Linked DNA regions of Homo sapiens: all the other regions are linked to region 3. Evidence: chromatin contacts called from ENCODE Hi-C or POLR2A ChIA-PET data. All regions are on one chromosome and are shown on one strand. Each heading gives the region's core, a stretch centred on a gene start or an enhancer-like site at or near the end of the contact. The rest is flanking DNA. Distances are from core to core; before and after follow the strand shown.

Region 1 (4,062 bases), core at 1,478-3,977, 1.6 Mb after region 3:
CTCAAAGTCACAGCTAAAAAGTGGAAAACCAGGGATTCGAATCCAGGTCCAAATGACTCTGCTTTAGTGAAGCTCATCCGGTTGCAAGAGATATCCAGCATAAGTGAAGGGAGGTTCACTGAAGGGAGGTTCACAAACTGAGAGTAAGAATTGAAACTATCTGGGAAAGCCAAAAACAGAGGCAGACTACAAGCTGCAAGGCAGCTCGGACTTCAAGACAGCTCCAGGAACGTCACCAGCAAACACACACCCACGGGGTTCACTCTCCTGCTCAGCCAGGTGCCGGATACAGCCACAATCTCACTCCCTCAGCGCACTCGGTTTCTGCTTATCCCAAACTTTCGCTTACACGTGGCCTCATCAGCCCCTGGACCTTTCAGCTTCAGCTCCCACTGCCAAGTAAAAAGTCTTCATGTCTCCTCGTTCTGAATCCCAAGACAAAAAGCTGACCAGCAGCTCCTCTCAAGACAGAGCACTGGTCAGCCTGAGACTGGTCAGGCTCCCAGCCTCATCTACTCAGCTCGGGCCTTGCACTTGCTGCTCCCCTTGGCCTGGAGAAGGAGTCCTCCTCAATATCCAGGCTTTGGCTCACCTCCTCAGAGAAGCCTCTCCGGCTGTCTGGCCGCTGGACAGTGGTCAAACACCACCCCCACTCCTCACCCCCTAGCTTGCTCTAAGTCACTTTTAAAAAATCACATTACTCTGTATTTAATTTATTCATAGCTCTTAGCACCATCTGAACCTATTTATTCTTCCTCACTGGAATATACGTTCCATAAATAGAGGAACCTTGTCTGTCTTGCTCTTCTCTGGCTCCAGGACTCAGAACTAGGTGCTTCGACACCTCATAGGCATTCAACAAAAATCTGATGAACGAATGAGTAGCCAGCCAGACATCGGGGCTGTAAGTGAAGGTTTCTCTTCCGAGGCTGGGTAACGGAGGTCCCATGACTTGAATACCTATTAGTTAAATGGCCAGTTCTTTAATGGTTTCAAACCGTTTTCAGATAACCCCACAAAAACCCTGTGTGGTATTTTTATAAGCTCTATTTTATAGAGAAAGAAACTGAGACTCAGTAAACTTATATGACTTGCCCAAGGTCACTCAGCAAGTGCTTGAACTCAGGATTTGAACCACATCTGCCAGACCCCCAAGCCACCTGAAACTTTCTATCTCCTCACTTTTCCTCCCACCAGGATAAGTGGGATAAAAAAGACAGACTTGGTTACCAAACTCTAGAATGACAACACTAAACAATACAGAAGAAACGTAAGTATTATTTCACTTCCCCATCAGTGGTAATTATGGATCTCATTATTCCAGAAGCAGCACAGGCTAAATCATAGAGGTTTAGATAAATCTGAGTATAACGGATTCACTAAGCCCTATTAAAAACATTTGCAGTGACTTGTTCAGCCCTCTTCAGGTTGGCTGTGTGGAGGACAACCATCACCTCCCAGTGCCAAGGCACACACCAGGACAGCAAAGCTCACGCTCATAAAACGAGGTTAGAGTTGTGAAAGCACTTCAGGAACATATTAGTTCTTAACGTGTTCATTTTCTTCAGTCCCCAATTATCACTCATTACTGAGTACAGACTATTGTTGTGGGCTCAGTTGTGTCCTCCCCACATTGATCTTGGACATCCCAAGCCTCTGGGACTGTGAGAAAACACATTTCTGTGTCTAAGCCACCCAGTTTATGGTATTTTGTCATGGCAGCCGGGGCTGACCAAGACAACTATGTGGCAGGTACTATCTACCGTATGGCCCTAAAATGTTTTAACTTCACACACCTGGAAAGCACCACAGCCCCAAGAAAAAAGCTTTTCCGCACTGCTGTTAAGCCAGGGCCACACACTGCAGTACTGCGGTGCTCCACCAGCTGGAGGATGGCCTGGCCCATAATACCCGCATTCCCACCTTGCTCTGGCCCTGTGTCCCCTCCAACGTGCATCCTGAGCTCGCACCCTGTGTGGAACCCAAACAGCTGCTTATCAGCATTTAAGTCCATTTTTATGACACTTCCGTCAACAATCTGGTCAAGTGCACTCATTCCTGGCCTCCGTACTGTACCCTGCTCCGCCTCGATTCCCGCCCTGGGGGAAGCTAGACTCATGCAGCTAACTTTATCGGCTCTGGGCTCTGATTGCCAAGTTTAGGATCCCAGCTGTATCCTTGCTAAAGTTAGCATCGCTGGGGCTCAGTTTCCGTAAGAGACAGGTGGGTTACAAGCGCTCACTCACTGTTGCAGTGTCTTATCTACGTAAGATAATCCATGAAAAGCTCAACACAGCTGGGCCAAATCTAAGACCCAGACACGCGGCTGCTGTTAATGCCCACTTCTGCGCACCGCCCAGTTCCACCGCAGGCACAACCTTCCTAGGCCTACCCGTCCCCACACAGGGGTTCCCGCTTGTCAATCACGCTGGCCCGGCCCTCCACTTCCGGAATGTTTTCCCGCTCCGGACGGGCCACCCACCTTTGCAAATAGGGGTCCGGCGCCGGAACAGACGCCCAGTTTGCGATTTCACCAGTCTGCCCTTCCTCGTCCCGCTGCTCCTCGTCCTAAGGAGCTCTGCTGCCACACAGCACTGCGCTCACCTTCTTCGCCGGCAGAATTGCTACGCTGAAAGCCAGGCCCCGGGAATCAGGGCAAACGCCACTGAGTTAGAAACTGGCGGGTCCCCTCAGTGAAAGGCAGCCGGAACAACCCCCGCCGCTGCGCATGCGCACTCCGGGACGCGCGCGAACACGCAGCAGCGAGAATCTACAGGGGCGTGGTTTGCGCACGCGGGAACTGGGATCTCAACCCCAGGGCTAGGTGCCTCCTCCCGCTGCTTTCCGCCAGCTGCGGGGTGTGAGATTAATCCCCGCCGATTAGCGCCAGGTGTACTAAGCGCTGGATGGTTCCCTGACCAGATGAAACATCAGCCGATGTTCTAATGCCGGTCCCCTGGGCGCTGTCCCCGAGAGGGAAAACCTGTTTTCTGACCCCGGCTCTAGTCGGCCTCTGGAGGTCTGCAGCTGGGTTATTTTACCTTTGAAACGGACGACACCTGCCCCGTGCACCCCAGCGGCTCCTCCACACGGAGAGATGGTGTCAGTCAAAGGCCGTCTAGATGACGAGTTTATGAAATTGTTCCTGGCCCGTGCCGGGCACGACCTTGCAGAGAGCCCAGAAGATGAAACCCCAGCCCTGCCAGGAGCTCACCTGCTAATTAGGAGGACAACGAATCACCTCACCTCCCTAGACTTTGCTTCTCCTTTATTCAGTGAGGGATTGGACTAGCTGGTCCTTGAGGACTTTTCAGAAAGTCTGGTTCTGGGAGATGACCAATGGGATCATCTTATGCTATGAGCTTTCCTGGAATGACAGGTAATTGGTGCGCCTTCCCAGCAGGGTCAGGGAGAGTTGCTGGGACTTGAAGGAAAGGCTTTTGGGGAGAGGAGCCAGTGTTACAAACTATCGAAAAGCTTGGAGGTGGGAAATTTACAAAAGGTGATTCCAGGGTCAGCTTTTTTGTCACCTGCTTCCGACTTCGGCAGTTTGGAGAGGGCGAGTAAGTAATACCCTTCAGGGTCTTGGGATGTGGCCCAGCAAAATCCTTAGAGGGACTTTGAAGTCTTAGTTTTAAGTTTAGAATTAATGGGCAGAGTACTTAAATAGCCATTTCTCCAAAGATGTATACAAATGGCCCACAGGCCCATAAAAATGTTGCATTCCACCCTATAACATGTTTTTGCATAAAAAAGTTTTAAAATAACTGTTGTCTGGTAAATTGACACCTCTGGAATAGAATGTATGCTAGGTTTTTTACCCTACTGCTTCAAACCCCATCCTACACACACACTCCTAGGGTGTGCATCATCCAGTTTAAGAAGCACCCTTGGAGAAACAAAGTTGATAGTGTGTCCAGAATTGATGGGTTCTTGGTCTCACTAACGCAAGACTGAAGCTGCAGACCCTCGCGGTGTTAGTTTTTAAAGGCGGTGTGTCTGGAGTTTGTTCCCTCAGATGTTCCGATGGGTTTGGAGTTTTTTCCTTCTGGTGGGTTTGTG
Region 2 (4,365 bases), core at 1,059-3,558, 1.0 Mb after region 3:
CGATGAAAGAGGTAACTCATGGCTTACCGAACAATTTGGTTTTGCAGGGGGAGAGAGTTTGTGCCCAATCTGCAAACAAATTAGTTTCAACTCTATAGCAAAACAAGCTTAATATTAAGGCCGGGCGTGGTGGCTCACGCCTGTAATCCCAGCACTTTGGGAGGCCGAGACGGGCAGATCACGAGGTCAGCAGATCGAGACCATCCTGGCTAACATGGTGAAACCCCGTCTCTACTAAAAATACAAAAAAAAAAAAAAAAAAAATTAGCCGGGTGTGGTGGCAGGCGCCTGTAGTCCCAGCTACTCGGGAGACTGAGGCAGGAGAATGGCGTGAACCCGGGAGGCGGAGCTTGCAGTGAGCTAAGATTGCGCCGCTGCACTCCAGCCTCGGCGACAGAGAGAGACTCCGTCTCAAAAAACGAAAAACAAAAAAAAAAACAGTAACTTCATTTTGTGAGTGGTACCCATTCACTGGATGGCTTTTTCTTGAAAAGAAGCTTTTTTTTTTTTTTTTTTTTTTTAAGATGGAGTCTCACTCCTGTTTCCTAGGCTGGAGTGCAGTGGTGCGATCTCAGCTCACTGCAACCTCCGCCTCCCAGGTTCAAGTGATTCTCCTGCCTCAGCTTCCTGAGTAGCTGGGATTACAGGCGCCCGCCACCACACCTGGCTAATTTTTGTATTTTTAGTAGAGACAGGGTTTCACCATGTTGGCCAGGTTGGTCTCTAATTCCTAACCTCAGGTGATCCGCCCCCTTCGGCCTCCCAAAGTGCTGGGATTACAGGTGTGAGCCACTGCGCCTGGCCTGAAGAGAAGCTGTTGATCCTTTATTGGCTCACAGGAGTGTTCCAGAACAGCGGCCCCTGTGTGAGATGCCTGTGGCATGTAGCTCCAGGAGAGACAGGTTTAATTCCGGATAAGTGTACCCAACTGCATACTGATATTCACAAAGTGCCTTTTGTACCTGTCGAAAATTAATATATTTTTGCAATTGGTGGCTGTTTTCATGTATTAGAAAATCTGCAGTCAAGAAAGGCCTGCTGCCCCGGCACAGTGGCTCACGCCTGTAATCCTAGCACTCTGGGAGGCTGAGATGGGTGGATCACCTGAGGTCAGAAGTTCAAGACCAGCCTGGCCAACATAGTGAAACCCTGTCTCTACTAAAAATACAAAAATTAGCTGGGCATGGTGGCACAGGCCTGTAGTCCCAGCTATTCAGGAGGCTGAGGCAGGAGAATCACTTGAACCTGAGAGGCAGAGGTTGCAGTGAGCCGAGATTGCACCACTGAGCTCCAGCTGGGGCGACAGAGTGAGACTCTGTCTAAGAAAAAAAAAAAAGGAAGAGAAGAAAGAAAGAAAGAAAGAGAAAGAAAAAAGAAAGAGAGGAAGGAGGGAGGGAAGGAAAGAAATATTTGAAAATTGTGAAATGAAATTAAACATTTGATTATCCATTTTAATTCTCTGGAAATGGAAATCCCCATAACATGTAAACTCACATAGAGTATATAAATCCAACTTTTTCACTTGATTTTCAGAAATACTGTGCATATGTGCAAAAGTAAAGGCATGGTCTGGCCGGGCACGGTGGCCCATGCCTGTAATCCCAGCACTTTGGGAGGCAGAGGCGGGTGGATCACTTGAAGTCTGGAGTTCAAGACCAGCCTGGCCAATATGGTGAAACCTCGTCTCTACCAAAAATACAAAAATTAGCCGGGCTTGATGGTGGGCGCCTGTAGTCCTACCTACTCCGGAGGCTGAGGCAGGAGAATTGCTTGAACCTCGGAGACGGAGGTTGCAGTGAGCCGAAATCGCCACTGCACTCCAGCCTGGGCGACAGAGCAAGACTCTGTCTCAACCAGCCAACCAACCAACCAACTAACCAACCAACCAACCAACCAACCAAAGAATAAAGGCATGGCTGGCACAAAGCCAGGAAGCACGCCTGGCCGGGTGGCTCCCCACATTGGCCACCAGGGGGCACCATCATCTCATAACTGTCTGGCTCTGGGACCTACACATGCGAGAGAGGAATTTTTTAGTGCGGTTTGAGAAGGAATAAGCAACCTGCTGTTTAATGTGTTCATTCAATGGGTCTTTTACAAATTGCTATTTGTAACCTAGAGCGTGCCAGTTATTTAGGATATAATTAGGTTTTTGCTGTTTCACTAACATACCTCACATACCTCGTATAAATGCTTTTTTTTTTTTTAACACACCTCTATACTAAAGAGGAAAATGCTTTTAAATGTAATCTTGAGGTTAATTGACTCTCACTTCTCCTTTCTCTGAAGGGCCTGCAGAACTCTTTCAGTTCTGACGTGGCCCCAGTAGTTTTTTGGTTTTATTTTTTTGAGATAGGGACTCTCTCACCCAGGCTGGGGTACAGTGGCACGATCATAGCTCACTGCAGCCTCTGCCTCCCAGGCTCAAGTGATCCTCCCTCCTCAGCCTCTTGAGTAGCTGGGGCTAAAGGCATGCGCCATCACGCCCAGCTAAGCTTTGTTTGTTTGTTTTTTGTTTGTTTGTTTGTTTGTTTGTTTTAGAGACAGGGTTTCACTATGTAGCCCAGGCTGATCTTGAACTTCTGAGCTCAAGCAATCGGTCCACCTTGGCCTCTCGAAGTGCTGGGATTACAGGCGTGAGCCACCTGGTCGTTTTTTGTTTTTTTTTTTTTTGAGATAGAGTCTCACCCTGTCGCCCAGGCTGGGGTGCAATGGTGAGATCTCGTCTGACTACAATCTCTACCTACTGGGTTCAAATGATTCTCCTGCCTCAGCCTCCCGAGTAGCTGGGATTACAGGTGCCTGCCACCATGCCCAGCTATTTTTTTTGTATTTTTAGTACAGACGGGGTTTCACCATGTTGGCCAGGCTGGTCTTGAACTCCTGACCTCGTGATCCGCCCGCCTCAGCCTCCCAAAGTGCTGGGATTACGGCGTGAGCCACCACGCCTGGTTACCACCTAGTAGTTTTTATCTGGTGACATCTCATCTCTTTGAAATCTGAAACACCAAATCTAAGTAAGAATCTGACTTTAGATTTTGATGTCTTTAAATTAGATAAACTAGCTGGACGCGGTAGTTCAAGCCTATGATCGCAGCACTTTGGGAGGCCAAAGTGAGAGGATCGCTTGAGTCCAGGAGTTCAAGACCAGCATGGGCAACATGACAAAACCCCTCTCAATAAATAAAATAAAAATAAAAGAATACAAATAAATAACTAAATTAGGTAAACTGTTGCACTTAATATTTATCTGAGCCAGTGGTGTTTATGTCAAGATGGGGTCAGATTCTAGACTAAATCAAACTCTCAGACAAGAAAATGGCCTCTTGCCCTGTCATGCTCTCTGTCATGTTATGCTGCGGTAAGAAGGCCCTCACCAGATGCAGCCCAACAGCTGTGGACTTTCAAACCTCCAGAACTGTAAGAAATACGTTTATTTTTAAAATAAATTTAAAAGGCTGGGCATGGTGGCTCATGCCTGTAATCCCAGCACTTTGGGAGGCCGAGGTGGGTGGATCACCTGAGGTTAGGAGTTTGAGACCAGCCTGGCCAACATGGTGAAGCCCCATCTCTACTAAAAATACAAAAATCAGCCAGGCGGGGTGGCACGAAGCCTGTAATCCCAGCTACTCGGGAGGCTGAGGCAGGAGAATCGCTTGAACCTGGGAGGCAGAGGTTGAAGTGAGCCAAGATTGTGCCGTTGCACTCCAGCCTAGGCGACAGCAAGACTTTGTTTTTTTGTTTTTTGTTTTTCAAAAAAAGAAAGAAAGAAATCTCCAGCATGGGGAACATTATGAAACCCTGTCTACAAAAACTGCAGGAAAAAAAAAATCACTGAACATGGTAGTGGGCACCTGTAGTCCCAGCTACTCGGGAGGCACAAGAGGATCATTTGAGCCAGGAAGGCAGAGGTTGCAGTGAGCTAAGATTGCACCATTGCACTCCAGCCTGGGCAACAGAGTGAGACCCACCCTGTCTCCAAAAAAAGAAAGGAAAAGAAAGGAAAGGAAAAGGAAAAAGAAAAAAAAAGGAAAGCAAAGGAAAGGAATCTCATGTCAAATAATCATAGTAGAAGTTAAAGTACATAACAATGGCATCTATTTTCATTGCCATGTTACTGCAGAGAGTAGTTTTTGGTGGTCATTGCATTTTTTTTTTTTTTGAGACATGGTCTCACTCTGTCACCCAAGCTGGAGTGTAGTGGCGTGATCTCTGCTCCCTATGGTCTCCACCTCCCTCCCACTTCAGCCTCCAAAGTAACTGGCATTATAGGCGCACATCAGCATGCCTAGCTAATTTTTGTATTTTTTGTAGAGATGGGGTTTTGCCATGTTGCCCAGGCTGGTCTGGAACTCCTGAGCTCAA
Region 3 (3,803 bases), core at 67-2,566:
AGAATCTTTCCCAATCCTATCGCAGACCAAGGAAATGTGTTTCTAAAACAATTTCTATTGCTTCAACTATTTAAAAGCCAAAAAAACAAACAAACAAACAAACGAGTACAGGGTGTCTATAGTTTCCAGTGTTTGGATAGCCACTAATACTTTGAACAGTAAGTTCCTTCTGATAGCACTTATACCCTATACTATGTACCTCCTGGAAAATGATGGGGAAACCGCTCCTTCTCAATAGAAAAGATACTATTAAGAAATGAAAGCACTTAATATCAATATACTAATTTCTAAAATCCGTTTCTCTGAACTCTAATCGAAGTAGCAGAGAAAAGGAAAATTATACTTCTCCTCTGTCACTCTAGAAATAACAGTTATTTTGCCAACATTTCTGCATTCAAAAAAAAATGAGTTAGCTATGAGAAGACCAGAGAAACTGATGCCCAATTTAGGTCACGATCACAAAACTGTGGAAGACAAAAAGCACAGCCTACGCAGAAAAATCGGATATTCCTTCCCAACACCCGCAGAACTCTAGATACACGTTTTGTTTTTCTTTTTTTAAAATGCTGCTTCGGCGTTCTCGAAACCTGGTGGAATTATACTGCAGGAAAACACTGGCGCTCACGCACCGTAGCGTCTCTCAGCCTCAACAGAGCGATTCCAAAACTAACTCCGCAGTCCCTGGGCAAGGCAAGGAGGGAAATAAAACACCCGTCTCACGAAAGCCAACAGTGATGGGAACAGCCAGCCCACCGAGCCCAGCGAGACCCGAGTGCCCCGCGCGTCCCCCAGGTGCCCTTGGAGGCAGCGGCACGCGGACGAGGCCGCGCCCGGTCCCAGCGGACTCCAGTTCCGCCCGCCGGCCCCATCCTTCCCTCTCCTGTCCCCGGGACCCGCCGGGCTAGCCAGGCCCGCCGCGCCGGCTCCGCCCCTGGCCGGGCCCCGGATTCTCCGCCTTGATGCAACGCTGCCCCGGGAGGGCGGGTGCGGCAGAGCCCGGAGAGCCCTGGGGCCCCCAGCAAGGCCCTCCTCCCACAGGCCCCAAAGGCTGGCGCGGGAGTGGGCGCTGGCGCGGGAGTGGGCACTGCCGCAGCACCGACCAGGCCTGCGGCCGGGGTCTGGCCCGAGCGAACGCCGCCTGCTGCTCTCACCTGCGTTCCCACTACGACGATTTGAGGCAGCTGGATGATGTCGGCGCCCACCGTGTTGAAGACGTCCTGGAGCTTGTTTATGACAGGAATTAGCGCCTCCATGACTCTGAAAACACGGGGCCCCAGTGCCCGCCGGCCACGGCAATGAATGGGGCCGGGGCCCACAGTTCGCCTCCTTCCTCCTCTCCTCCGCCCTCTCCTCGGAAGCCGGCACCCATTGGACCGGGCCCGCCGGCTACCTGCCCCCTCCCGGCAGGCCATGCGCTGCGAGGGAGGTGGAGAGGAGCAAGGCCTGCTGGGAGTTGTAGTTCTGGAGCGGAGGAACGCTACTCCCCACAGCTTCCAGGAGGCTGCGCGGCACCGGTGGGCCCTAGCCTGGGACTGGGATGCTGCGCAGGCTCTAGTCAAAGGCTAGGAGCAGGCCGGGAGCGCAGGAGGAAGGCCGTAAATTTATGCCTGTCCTCAAGGCACGATGGATGTGACAGTGCTGGGTGTGAATATGTGTTAAAGGCGCAATGGTGTGTCTCTTAATTATCCAGTGTCACTTCCTTTTATTTATTTTTTATTTATTTATTTTTTTTTTTTTTTTGAGACGGAGTCTCACTCTGTCGCCCAGGCTGGAGTGCAGTGGCGCGATCTCGGCCCACTGCAAATTCCGCCTCCCGGGTTCACGCCATTCTCCTGCCTCAGCCTTCGGAGTAGCTGGGACTACAGGCACCCACCACTACGCCCGGCTAATTTTTTGTATTTTTAGTAGAGACGGGGTTTCACTGTGTTTTCCAGGATGGTCTCGATCTCCGGACCTAGTGATCCACCCGCCTCGGCCTCCCAAAGTGTTGGGATTACAGGCGTGAGCAGTGTGACTTCCTTATGAAGACACTTTCTCTAGAAGGACGGGTTGGAAAGGCTTAAAGAAAAGCTTATGGCCGCAAACAACCAAACTGGGTGCAAAAAAATCTGCACGCTGATACGAGAATGTGTGGGGTGTTATTTTGCAAAAATACAAAAACCAGCCCAGGTTAGAATACGCGGGTTCTCCAGGGGTTTTGTAAACAAACAAACAAACAAACAAAATGTGTGTTCAGGACCGAGCGCGGTGTAATCCCAGCACTTTAGGAAGCAGAAGCAGGAGGATCGCTTGAGCTGGGAGTTCGAGACCAGCCTGGTCAACATAGTGAGACCTCATCTCTACCAAATAAATAAATAAATAAATAAAAAAGCAGGGGTCGGAGCAGCGGGGGGCGGTGTTCATGAAAAAAATCTTAGAGTATTGGAGTTTTACAGGGGAAGAGCTGGGCATTTATTATCAATATTATGTATAAACCTTTATTTGCTGTAGCCTGATTCCTGGCAAAGTAGACATCTGATAACTGCCTTACTCACTCTTTGCTCATACCGTTCTTTTTTTTTTTTGAGACAGAGTCTGACTCTGTCGCCCAGGCTGGAATGCAGTGGCGCAATCTCGGCTCACTGCAGCCTCCTCCTCCCAGGCTGAAGTGATTCTCCTGCCTCAGCCCCCCAAGTAGCTGTTATTACAGGCACCCGCCACCACCCTGGGAAAATTTTTGTATTTTTAGTAGAGACGGGTGGGGGGCGGGGTTTCACCATGTTAGCCAGGCTGGTCTCGAACTCCTGACCTCAAGTGATCCGCCCATCTTGGCCTCCCACAGTCCTGGGATTACAGGCCTGAGCCACCATGCCCGGCCCATACTGTTATATTTCTAAATGTTGTTTTTCTTTTTAGACAGATAGTATCCCTCCTCTACTCCAAACCTCCAAAGGTAAAAGTAAACCTCAAAGTAAAAAGGTGACATTTGAGTAAAGAATTAAAGCAGGTGAGGAGAGGCCAGGCACCGTGGCTCACGCCTGTAATTCCAGCACTTTGGGAGGCCAAGGCAGGCGGATCACTTGAGGTCAGGAGTTCAAGACCAGCCTGACCAACATGGAGAAACCCCGTCTCTACTAAAAATACAAAAATTAACCGGGCGTGGTGGTGCATTCCTGTAATCCCAGCTACTCAGGAGGCTGAGGCAGGAGACGGGCAGATCACTTGAGGTCAGGAGTTCAAGGCCAGCCTGGGCAACACGGCAAAACCCAGTCTCTACAAAAAATACAAAAAAATTAGCTTGCCTGTCGTGGTGGTGCATACCTGTGGCCCCAACTACTTGGGAGGCTGCAGTAGGAGGATCACCTAAGCTTGGGAGGTGGGGACTGCAGTGAACTGTGATCGTGCCACCGCACTCCAGCCTAAGTGACAGAGTGAGGCCCTGTGTCAAAAAAAAAAAAAGAGAAAAGAGAAAAGAAAACATAATAAGAGCACTTTTTCCAGTCTGAGCAAGAGGATAGAGATTCGAGAAAGACTTCCTAGAAGTTACTAAATTTAATCTCCATGAGGACAAGAACCACCAGCAGTAGTGGAAGTTGTGCACTACGCAACTCCAGTGGGTGCCATTCACCTGCTTAGCTGTACACAATGGCTGCGGGGAACATGCTTGATTTGTTCAGCAGGACAAATGGCAGGTGCTTAATAAATATCTGTGAACAAATGGATGAAGTAAGCCAAGACCTAAAGATCCATTAGTGGTGTTTTGGCATCTTGACAGGTTTTGTGAACATCTCCTCTTTGATTATTTTCAAAAAAAAAATTTTTCA

The links. A loop is a pair of places that touch in the nucleus more often than their neighbours do. ChIA-PET counts read pairs that join two places held with the same protein, here RNA polymerase II (POLR2A). Pooled maps may share reads with other maps.
Region 1: a loop to region 3 is called in a map of CD4-positive, alpha-beta T cell, with 6 times the contacts of the local background. The contact joins the promoter of DDX11-AS1 here to the promoter of DNM1L in region 3. A Hi-C loop is called at or near these places in 2 of 168 maps with a recorded cell type or tissue (CD4-positive, alpha-beta T cell and CD4-positive, alpha-beta memory T cell), 2 of 37 single-sample maps with no recorded cell type and 10 of 50 pooled maps.
Region 2: a pooled map shows a loop between it and region 3 (4-fold over the local background). The contact joins the enhancer-like site here to the promoter of DNM1L in region 3. A Hi-C loop is called at or near these places in 3 of 50 pooled maps. POLR2A ChIA-PET finds 5 or more read pairs at or near these places in 2 of 52 experiments (WTC11 and naive thymus-derived CD4-positive, alpha-beta T cell).

The regions. Positions count from the first base shown.
Region 1 is chr12:31,072,512-31,076,573 of GRCh38, reverse strand. DDX11-AS1 (DDX11 antisense RNA 1) reads left to right here and starts at 2,727. Exons shown (of 3, transcript NR_038927.2): 1 at 2,727-3,379. DDX11 (DEAD/H-box helicase 11) reads right to left here and starts at 2,714. Exons shown (of 27, transcript NM_030653.4): 1 at 2,483-2,714. RefSeq lists enhancers at 1,470-1,999, 1,860-2,019, 2,550-2,659, 2,532-3,063.
Region 2 is chr12:31,634,439-31,638,803 of GRCh38, reverse strand. The region is part of intron 1 of LOC124902913 (a long non-coding RNA gene); the gene reads left to right. Among named protein-coding and RNA genes, the nearest start is that of ETFBKMT, 23 kb to the left of the region's middle. Within about 2 kb of position 2,308, at least 4 of the 41 ENCODE cell types and tissues checked have a DNase peak (open chromatin) inside an H3K27ac peak, as active enhancers do.
Region 3 is chr12:32,676,814-32,680,616 of GRCh38, reverse strand. DNM1L (dynamin 1 like) reads right to left here and starts at 1,316. Exons shown (of 20, transcript NM_012062.5): 1 at 1,152-1,316. The coding sequence starts at 1,253. RefSeq lists a silencer at 759-1,168.